Linked DNA regions of Homo sapiens: region 2 is linked to region 1. Evidence: read pairs that join two places in POLR2A ChIA-PET (ENCODE). Cell type or tissue: MCF 10A. All regions are shown on one strand. Links, peaks and the distances in the headings refer to the core of each region. The heading gives the core; the rest is flanking DNA.

Region 1 (5,390 bases), core at 284-5,283:
GTCTAGGTTACACATTCAAGAGACTGCGTGAACAACTCTTGAATCTCAACTCTGCTTTAAAGGACACCCTGTTAAACAGTCCAAAAGTAAACGCAGTATTGCGAGTAGCTACTGCTATCTGATGCATATTTCTGAAATATTTCCTATATGAAAAGAAGTTGAGTTTCTGTTTCGGTAATTTGGCTGGCTGGAGTCAACCAAACCCATAGGTTTGACTCATAGCTGATCTACCTTTCTGGATACCTGTATCCCAGGAATGAACTGGAACCAAAAAGGCTGGAAGTTATTGTTTCTTCACTATTAGACTCTGAGGATTTAACAAACCACAGAATGGTCAGCACCCTGAGGCTGAACCAGAACTGACCAGCCCTTGGGAGTGGGCTCTTTGTGAAGGATCCTACCTGGTCAGTTACCCCATTCCCAGCCACCCTGACCAATAACTTTGGCAGTTAAAACAATAGCAACCTATTTATTGAAATTAGAACTGTTTTGGGGTAGTTACTTTCCTTTATAATTAGCTGTGTGACTAGTTAGATTAACTCACTAAAGTGACTAGCTGAAAATCACTATGAGCAAATCATTTTAACTTCAGGAACTAAGTTCTGATATTTGTAAAATAAAAGCCTTGGACTCAGTAACAATTAATAAACTATAAACTTCTATTAAGATTTATGGTAAGAAACATAAACTTTAAACAATTTAGGATATTAACCATTAGGGGAAAAGTCTAGGTCTTATTCATCTAAAACTCCCTATTTCTTAAATGTTTCTACTAAGTCAATCTTGGAGTTATAAAGATGCCTAACTGATAGAGCAACTTTTTTGGATTTCCTTAATAATAGGGAATACACATACTTCATGAAAATCCCCAATATTGTTTACATTAGAATAAAATTTAAGTATTGGACAGAAGAGTTTAGATTACAAGAAGAATTCATTTAAATAGCACCTGACGTTCCCTAACAACAGTGATTTTATGAAACATTGTAATTGATTTGCCACCTATGTGTGGATCTATCCTAAACTGACTCCTTTAGTTTGCAGGTTCGTTGGGGATTCAATGTCTTTTACTTCTTTTTCAGTCTCAACAACAGCTAATTCAGTACTCTAAATATAGTCAGCATTCAATACAAATTTAATTATTGACTGAATCTAGGCTGTCAGGGGAAAAAAAGATTTGCTACTTGTTTGGACATGTCTCTCTGATTCAATGCCACTTTTGCCTTACCAGCTAATCAGTCAGTAGACTAAGGGTGGTGCATTTTTGATCTTCCCCCTTAAAGAAGGTCAGTGGCTGAAAATGAGATCCAGAGTGATTACATTAGAAGGATTTTCATGTGTACTCCATCAGGGAGATTAAATGTCCAGGTGCCTCCCACGTTTCCTTTTAGGACTTGTTCTTAGTCTTCATACTTCAAGGGCTCAAGAGCAGCACTGACACGCAACATATTCATTGTCCATCCCCAATTACGTTCTCAAAAGGTAACTGTTACATATTGTATTAGAGTTCTCCAGCTAAACAGAACCAGTAGGATGGAGAGAAAGGGGGCTCGAGAGGAGGAGGGAGATGGGGGAGAGAGAGAAGGAAGGGAAGGGGGAAAGGGAAGCTGGTAAATCTAAAATTTGTAGGGCAGCCTGGCAGGCTGGAGACCCAGAGAAGAGTTGATGTTGCAGCTGAAGTGGGAAGGAAGATAGGAGGCAGAATTCCGTCTTCCTCAGGAGACTTCAGTTGTTTCTCTTAAGGCCTTCAATTGTTTGGATGAGGCCCACCCACACCACAAAAGGTAATTGGCTTTACTCAAAGTCTGCTGATTGAAATATCCTTAGATCTAAAAAACATCTTTATAGCAACATCTAGACCAACGTTTGACCAAACATCTGGGCACTGAAATCTGGGCAAGTTGACACAAGGAATTAACCATCACACATATCAAAATGGGACATTTTCATCATTCCAGTTATCTTTTGAAAGTTCTCTGATTTCTTTCACTATTTAAAATATTCTCCAAATAACAAACAGTTCGCCAATGCTGATAATTCTTTTTTTTTTTTCCTTTTTCTGTTTTTTTCTCTCTTTCATAAGACAGGGTCTCACTTGGTCACCCAGGCTAGAGTGCAGTGATGTGATCATAGCTCACTGCTGCCTTAAACTCCCGAGTGCAAAGGATCCTCCCACCTCAGCCTCCCAAGTAGTTGGGACTGTAGGAGTGTGCCCTCATGCCCAGCTAACTTAAAAGAATTTTTTTTTTTATAAAGACAAGGTCTCACCATCTTGCCCCGGCTCGTCTCAAACTCCAGAGGTCAAGTAATCCTCCCAAAGTGCTAGGATTATAGGCGTGAGCCACTGCACCTGGCCATGATTTTCTAATTACAGAAAGAAAAAAACTTTCTATGGTCTTTCACTGCCTCCTTCCACCAACTCCTACTTCAGATTTTGTTCATTTTCTCCATAAGTATTATACATTGGTGCTTAGGAGACAAAGAAGAGACATGGGTTCCAACCCTCAAAAAGCCTGTAGTGGGAGAAGAATGTGCAAATGATTGCAGTGGTGTGGGGTTTCTGCTCAGGTGTTTGATAGAACAGTAGAGGAAGTAAAATTTAATAAGCTTATTAGCATATAGGTGGTGCTTGCATACACAAGCCCTGTTTGGGCTGCACATACCCTCATTGTACAATGGTTAGAAGTATGATTTCCCCAGGAGCTGAGTCTAAGGGCATGTGACCATAAAGGTTTATAAACAAACTCATCATCTCAACCCCGTCGCCCCCGTATACACTCAGCTGAATTAGTTTAGTCTCTCAGTAACATGTGTTGCCCAAGGAGATGAAATTTACCTCAATGGCAACTTCTCTTTATGTCTGCTTAAAACTTTACATTTCTCTTCTAGCATTTTGTTCATTAAACTCCAGATTTTAAAATAGACTCTATAGGTACATCTGTAGTTGATGGAGCTGAGTCTGAGGATGGAGTGGACAAGAGTGCTGACCTGTGTCACTGAGACCAAAGCAAAGCCTCTTTTCTCACAGCACCATGGGGATGTGATTATACAGCTCTGGCACTAGCTCCTCAGAGCCAGCAAGGTATTAAACAAGCCCAGACTTTTCACTAAGCCTTTGTCCCCCAGGCACTGCTGAGAAACCACTGCCAACAGGAATTGAATTCTAGGAACCAGCATGCCAAGAAACACACCTCCTGGAATTTTGAGCATTTGACGGAGGTCTGGCAAGCCCTCCTTCTTCTTATTGATATTAGTAGTAGGGAGGGGGCAGAGGGGCTTGTGGATAGAGACTGGAAATTTTCAAAGATGTCCAGTTCTAGACCACAGATAGCATCTTCTGTTTTTAGAACTGAGAGCCAATACCATCAATGGAATAAGGAAAGTTATTATTGGTTTTGCCCCTTCCAGATTTAAGAGGGTCCTGTCCTCTTCCAACCCAAAAGCCTCCTGCCACTTCTCTTTTTTTCTTTGCTCCCAGGTATGAGCCCCATTTATTGTCTCAGGCCAAGATACAAAGGTGGAGAAATCCTGCATTCTGCCCAAAGTGTGAAGGGCTCTGTGTTGTAGATGGTGCTGCTGTCAGTGGGCTGCTTCATGTTCTTGACCCACATGAAAGAATTTGAGAGTGAGTCCAAAGTAAAAGCAGGCAAAGACATTTATTGCAAAGCGAAAGGACACTCTGCAAGCCAGGTCAAACTGGGTTCCTTGAGAATAAGACAGTCCCCTCTGACATTAGGAAATCTCATTTATGGAAAGCTTATGTGATTATTCATAAGAGGGTGGGAATGAGCCTGGCTGTTGGCTTAAGCATGTTGCAGGTGGTCTCCTGGGCGTGCATGTGCAATGCTATCACATATATGGCATGTCTTCTTATTAGCATCTTAATTCTCTACCCAGGAGTGTGTTTTTTACTATTATAATGAGCACAGGTCATGGACACTAATCATGGTCAAGGACACTAATCATGGGTTTCTGTGCTTGTGCATAATTTGGGGATTTTCCCTTCTGCTCTTCGTCCTGTCTGCTGCAGGATGTCCTAACCAAAGCTGCAGATGCCGTTTCTGCACTCTCAAGCGGTTTGTTTTCTCCACCTGTTTGGCAAGTTTGTTTCCCTTCAAGTGACTCTATGACCATCTTATCTAACCTATCTCTGTGCCAGATATGTCTGTAATTCCTCTCTGAAATATTGGAGGAAGGAAACAGAACTAAGTTTCTCGATTATCCACTTCACATGCTTAAAATTCCAGTGCGCCATTAGATCCTAGAATGGTTCAGAGTGAGAGTTCCAGAGAAAATGGAATAATTAAGCAGCAAAGCCCAGGCATATACCATTTAATAAAGCTACAAAAAATCCTGAGATTCTGAAAGTAGAAGAAAAACATTTGGCATAAGACTTATTCTCCTGCTTTTTAAAATGATCCTCACATTTTCAATATATTCTGAAATTAAATGTTTCATTCCACTTAAATGACTTCTGCATATTAACCATCAGTCTGGGGCAAATTTTGTGTTTCTTTTCTTATGTTTTATCCTCCCAGCTCCTGAGAGCAATTACATTGGCTCAAGTATTTGAAAAATCACTCAAATTAAGGAATTGCAGTCCCTCCTATTCTTCAGTAGGCAAATAAGAAATATAGGATCAGATCCATCTCTCCCCATAGGCACATCTCATGGGAATCATAATCAGAAGGATGCTTCCGGAGTCTTTAATCTGAGCAAGGGGTCCTGGTGGGGTGATGGAAGTGTCCACTGGCGTCAGTCTGTGACAGCCTGATGTCTCTGTCCACAGCAGGGATGAATCTGGACACCAGATGGGGCTGTGACCTGGTATGCCCCATCCTCCTCTGCCAGAACAGGATGGGTGCCACCATGTGCAGTTTTAAAGTAAACTGAAAACCAGTTAGTTTTACAGATATTTGAGAATTGTGAATTATCTCTTGAATCAACATAATTTTGCAAAGCCATAGTTAATAGGATTGAGTTGCTGCACAAGTGCTTCTCAGTGGTCCGGAATCAACTTGTGTCCAAAATGCTGCTTGATGTTGATGCAGGAGGCAGCATTTCATTAGGCCAGAAGGAAATGCTGCAGGTGGTATCATGTATATGTAGATTTAAATCATAAGAATTAGAGAAAGATGAAGTAGGAAAAATTGATATGGGAAAAAACAGAATTAGAAGGAGGTGAGAGGCAGGGGAGGGAAGCAAATACGTCTTTTAAGAGGATCTGTTTTTGCTGGAGGTATAAATTGCCTCCCAAAACTATGCCTGTGACCACAGGTTCCTGACAACCGGTTAGGCAACACAAGCATCTGAGTGGAGAAACAAGCCATGCGTCCTAATCTGAGATTAACTGAACAGTAATCCCTTGGGCAAGTTGCTTACTTTCTGTG
Region 2 (5,390 bases), core at 235-5,234, 140 kb before region 1:
AGATGAATAAGTAAAATAATATTTGATATTAATAGGTGCTGTGGGTAAGCATAGGGTGGCCAGTGAAGACTCCTGAAAAGTAAAGACCTGAAGGAGTTGGAGAGTGAGCCATATGAGCACCTGGGTGCGTGTTCTTAGCAGAGAACAGTTAAGTGTGAAGACCCTGGCACGTTTGAGGAATGACAAGCAGTTAGTATTAGGTTCAATCTATGAAATTGCTGCTGTTTGTTCATTTTTGACCTACAAAAACACCAAATACTGGGGAGAAGAGATCAGAAAGAAAGGGGTGGAGTAGGATGCAGATTGTGGGTAGATCCTTGTAAGGTTTTGGCTCTCTAAGATTAGGAAGACGGGAGGGTTTTGAGCAAATGAGTGATGTGATCTGATTTCAGTTTTAAAAGGATCATTGTGGCTATTGGTAAAAATGGGCCAAAGAAGCAAAGGCTAAAGGAAGGGGAAAGTTGGTTAGAATGTTGTTGGAGTAGTTAAAAGACAGAGAGGTTGCTCAGACCAGGGTGATAGCAGTGGAGAAGTCAGAAGAGGTACAAGACTAAAAACGCACAGTAAATGGTTTGAAAAGTAAGTTTTTTTCATCCCACTCCAGTTACCCAGTTGTCCTCCTCAAAGGCAATTAGTGTTAAAAGTAGTCTTATCTCTATTCTTCCTGAGATTTTTTTTTTTTTGAGACGGAGTCTCACTCTGTCGCCCAGGCTGGAGTGCAGTGGCGCGATCTCAGCTCACTGCAAGCTCTGCCTCCTGGGTTCACGCCATTCTCCTGCCTCAGCCTCCCCAGTAGCTGGGACTACAGGCACCTGCCACCATGCCCAGCTAATTTCTTTTTTTTTTTGTATTTTTAGTAGAGACAGGGGAGATCTTTTATGTAAATGTGAGAAACAGTTTTAACAAATTAGTGGAGAGGTTGTTACCTGGAAACATTTAGCAATGTCTACAGACATTTTTGTTTGTCACAACTAGGGGGAATACTACTGGCATCTAGTGAGTAAAGGCCAGGGATGCTGGCTAAATATCCTACAGAGGACCGGACGGCTTCCACAACAGAGAGTTATCCAGCTCTTAATGTCAGTAGCGCCAAGGTTAAGAAACCTTAGTTTAATGGGATTTACAGAGGTTGGTGGGAAGCAAGTGTTGTAGTCAGAGAAGACAGTAGGAAGAGGAGCTGACCATATTGGGAACCTTTCAGTAACTGTAGACAGTTCAGGATTGCTGAAGCAGACATAAATTATAAGGCACAGAATAGCAAAAGACGAGGCTGGAAACCTGGACAGGCTCTAGGTCATAGCCTTTATTTATATATCATGTTAATAAAAAATGTTTAGTTTTTGTCTTGTAGGCAGTGGAGTTCCGTGAAAGGATTCATGGGGTGACATGGTCAGCTTTTCATTTTAGAGAGCTCATTCTGGTGACGGGGTATGAGTTAAAGAGGGATAGCACTTGAGTCAGAGAGGTTAGATATTGTAATAGCCTGTGGGGAGAGAGGAGAGTCTGAAATAGGATAAATACTAGAAATGGAGAGGAGACAATGGATTAGAATAATATTTAGGAAGTAATGTTGGCAAGACTTGGTAATTGGATTTGGGGTGAAGATAAGGGAAGCATTAAGAATATCTGTGTACTTTGTAGTTTAGATAATCCTGTGGCTCTGAGTGAAATAGGAACCCATTGGTGAATAATTTAGGTAATTACCAGTAATTAAGGTAAAATGAGCAGAGGAAAGTAATGAGTCACTTTGGAGGTGTTGAATTAGAGATGCCTATGGTCCAGGTGGAAGTATTTAGCAGGCATTTGTGTATGTGAATCTGAAACTTGGAGAAGTCTGAAAGGATCAAGAGATCATTTTGTTTGACAAGTGTGGAGAAATTAGTGGACTTTAATTTTTATCATATTATTTCACTCTGTAGATAAAAATTGCCTCCCTTTATTTAATTTTTATCAGAAAAGTAATGTGTGTACCCGATGCAAAATTAAAACATCAAAAGGTTATAAAATAAAAAAAAATTTGTCCTTCCTTGCTCATGCCACCCAGTGCTAGTTCCCAGAGATAGCTCTTGTTAAATATCATATGTATATATATCTTAACAGATTTTAAAATATATACAGAAACATTTAAAAAGCCAAGTGAAATCATACTAGAAAATATTTCGGTACATTGTCTTAAAAAATAAACCTTTTATCTTATACAGTTGTTAAAATGAATGACATTGTGTTATGGATAAAATAAGTGAAGGGGTAAATTAAAGTGCAGACTAACCGATAAGCATGATCTCTGATGTAAATTAAAAGCTGAACATACATATGTGATGATATAGGCATTACCCAACGATACGAAAGCAGTTACTTTTGGGGAGAGATAGTGGTAGAGATGGTAAAGAAAATTTACTCTTTTCTGTCTATGATTTTCTTTCATTTGTTTAGGTTTGTTCCTTTTGTTTTCTTTACATTTTCTGATGTTTAAAAAAATACCCAGTATACCTTATTAACAATAAAAAGTAACCTTTGTCAAAAGCACAAAGATTTTCCCTATCAGCACATGTAGATCATTGTTTTTAACAGCTACTACTATTCTATGCTATGGCTCTATCTTTTTTTTAAAAAACTGGTTCCTCATCAACAGACAGACGTCTTATGGTTATGGCTGTCGAGCATCTTGGCTGACTTCTATGATTATATCTGTAAAATAAGTTTCTGATCATGAAGTGATATATCAAGGCATAATTAGTTAAAAATTTAAAAAGATGTTGTGAAATGCCCTTCCAAAAGACAGTAAAAGTATGTATTATGAGAAAGAATACAGGACTACCAGTTTTCTTGTATCTGTGTCAATAACAGCTGTTAATAAACTTTAAAAGTTTTGCCAATATGTTAGGTTAAAAATAATATCTCTTCATTTGATTTACCTTTGTGAGTGAAATTTGAACATCGTTGACCATTTTTTACTGTGAATCTTTTATTTTCTTTATCTGTTTTTGTATTTGGTTAACTATCTTTTTTATTATTTATGATACTTTTTGGTTCTTTTTGCTGTACATTAAAAAAATATATTTCATAAAGAAATATGCCCTTTAACCAGCGACTTCATTGCCAGAAGTTTATCCAATGAATAAACTCATAGTGTTTTAATAGTCACAGCTTCTGAGTGTGGGAGAGATCTCAATTCGTAATATCAAAATGCAAAAATATATTTTCTTCCAGTTTTGTTTTAATTCCATTTTCTAAAATACTGAAATCTTAGAAACATTTGAAATTGTTACTAGAAAGTAAGGATCCAGCTGGTTTTGTTTTTTTTTCCCCAAAAGATTAATTAATTCAATACCATTTCTTCAATAAGCCACCTTTTTCTTGATTTGAAATGCTGTTTATTATGTATTAAATTTCCACATGAATTTTTGTTTTCCATAGAGTCTTTATTTCAACCTGATGAAGTCCCTTTATAAGATTCATCTGGTAGAGACCACCAGGGACACATCTGTAGGCTGACAAAGGTTAATTAGCTTGCTGCAGTGAAGGAGACTTGCACAGCAGAGGAAATGTCAGCATTTCTAAAGAAGGAACCAGGGTTATTATAGGATTTTGGAGAATGGTGGAGTTTGGATAAAGTTTAAACGCAACAATATTTGATAAGCTTAAAGCACGGCAAGACTGTGTGTCAAGGGTTAATAAACATCAGGCCTGGGCTGAGAAGCTGACTCAGGATTCTGATTCCCTGGAGACTACAAAATCGCGATACATGTGGAATGTTGTGTCTGGAAACCCCTTATCTGAAGCTCTGAGTTGCAAAGTGAGGTTGCTTCTGTTTCATAATGATCTACCATCAGTGCGAGAGTGGGATGTTCCATTCTCACTTTATAAAATTTCAAATAACATAGTTTCTGACAGTCTGATGTAGAGAACAGTTTCTCAGCACATTGTCTTTAGTATTAACAAATGCATTTTTTTAAACAGACTGAGAGTTTGTTCAGCATAAATACCAAATTGTTTTCATTACCTTTTTTAAGGTAATATATTTTTATATGTAGTAAACTTTGTCTCTTCCCCTTCCCCAGTTCCCCTTTCAAGAGTTTTCCAGTGATACTCACCTATTTTTCCAGATAACATTTAGAATAATTTTTGCCACATTAATTTTTTAAAATCTTTTTTATAACTTAAAATTGATCAGATCAGATTAGTACACCCCTTCCCACAATGCCCCTTTCCAGAATTTCCCAGTTACACCCACATGTTTATTGGTCCAAAGTTTTAGAATACTTTTTGCCAAGTTATATAATTTTTTAAAATCTTCCTGTGTTTTAGCTGGGATTACTTTACATACAGGTTAATTCGGAGGAAATCAACATCATTATCATTGATACCTTTTTTTTTCCAAACTTTTTAAAATTTTGGTAAAATACATACAAAGTTTACCATCATAATCATTTTTAAGTTTATAGATCAGTGGTATTAACTACATTTATATTGTTGTGCAACCATCACCGCTGTTTATCTCCAGAACTCTTTATTTTGTAAAACTGAAGCTCTATATCCGTTTAAACGATAGCTCTCCATTCTCACCTTTCCACAGGCCCTGGAAACCAAAAGCCTACTCTGTCTCTGATTTTTCACTACTTTAAAGTACTTCATGTAGGTGGAATTGTGCATTATTTGTCCTTTTGTGATTGGCTTATTTCATTTAGCAAAATGTCCTCAAGATTCATTCATTTTGTAGCATATATCAGAATTTCCTTACTTTTCAAGGCTGAATACTATTCCATTGTATGTAAATACATTTTGCTTGTTCATTCATCCTCAGTGAACACGTGGTTTGCTTCACATTTTAGCTCTTGTGAATACTGCTGCAATGACCATGAGTGTACAAATACTTTCTTGAAACCCTGCTCTCATTGGGTATATATCCAGAAGTGGAATTGCTGGATCATATGGTAATTCTATTTTTAATTTTTTGAGGAATTTTCATACTGTTTTCCATAGCAGAAATAACATTTTACTTTCATACCAATAGTATACAAGGGTTCCAGTTTCTCCACATTCTCTTCAACACTTAACAATTTTCTGAATTTTGATGGTAACCATTGTTATGGGTATAAGGTAGCATCTCATTGTAGTCTTGATTTGTTTTGCTAATGATTAGAGATGTTGAGTATCTTTTCATCTGTTTATTGGCCATTTGTGTATCTTAGGAGAAATGTGTATTTGAGTCTTTTGCACATTGTTGAATCAGGTTGATTTTTTTTGTTTGAGTTTTAGGAATTTTCTATATATTTTGGATACTAATCTCTTATCAGATAATACGATTTGCCTGTATTTTCACCCATTCTGTGGCTTGCCTTTTACTGTTGATAGGGTCTTCTGGTGCACAAATTTAAAAATTTTTCATC

The links. Peaks named below come from ENCODE experiments on the same cell type or tissue, not always from the same donor. Only the 100,000 strongest peaks of a DNase experiment are listed, where the experiment ranks them.
Region 2: POLR2A ChIA-PET joins it to region 1 with 6 read pairs; 5 of 35 experiments call an interaction of 5 or more read pairs at or near these places.

Annotation. Positions count from the first base shown.
Region 1 is chr7:7,326,413-7,331,802 of GRCh38, forward strand. All of the region lies in intron 1 of LOC107986764 (a long non-coding RNA gene), which reads left to right. Among named protein-coding and RNA genes, the nearest start is that of LINC03016, 74 kb to the left of the region's middle. In MCF 10A, for the core only: no CTCF peak of the experiment used is centred there; a DNase peak (open chromatin) is centred at 3,109.
Region 2 is chr7:7,186,585-7,191,974 of GRCh38, forward strand. All of the region lies in intron 1 of C1GALT1 (core 1 synthase, glycoprotein-N-acetylgalactosamine 3-beta-galactosyltransferase 1), which reads left to right. Among named protein-coding and RNA genes, the nearest start is that of C1GALT1, 6.7 kb to the left of the region's middle. In MCF 10A, for the core only: no CTCF peak of the experiment used is centred there; no DNase peak of the experiment used is centred there.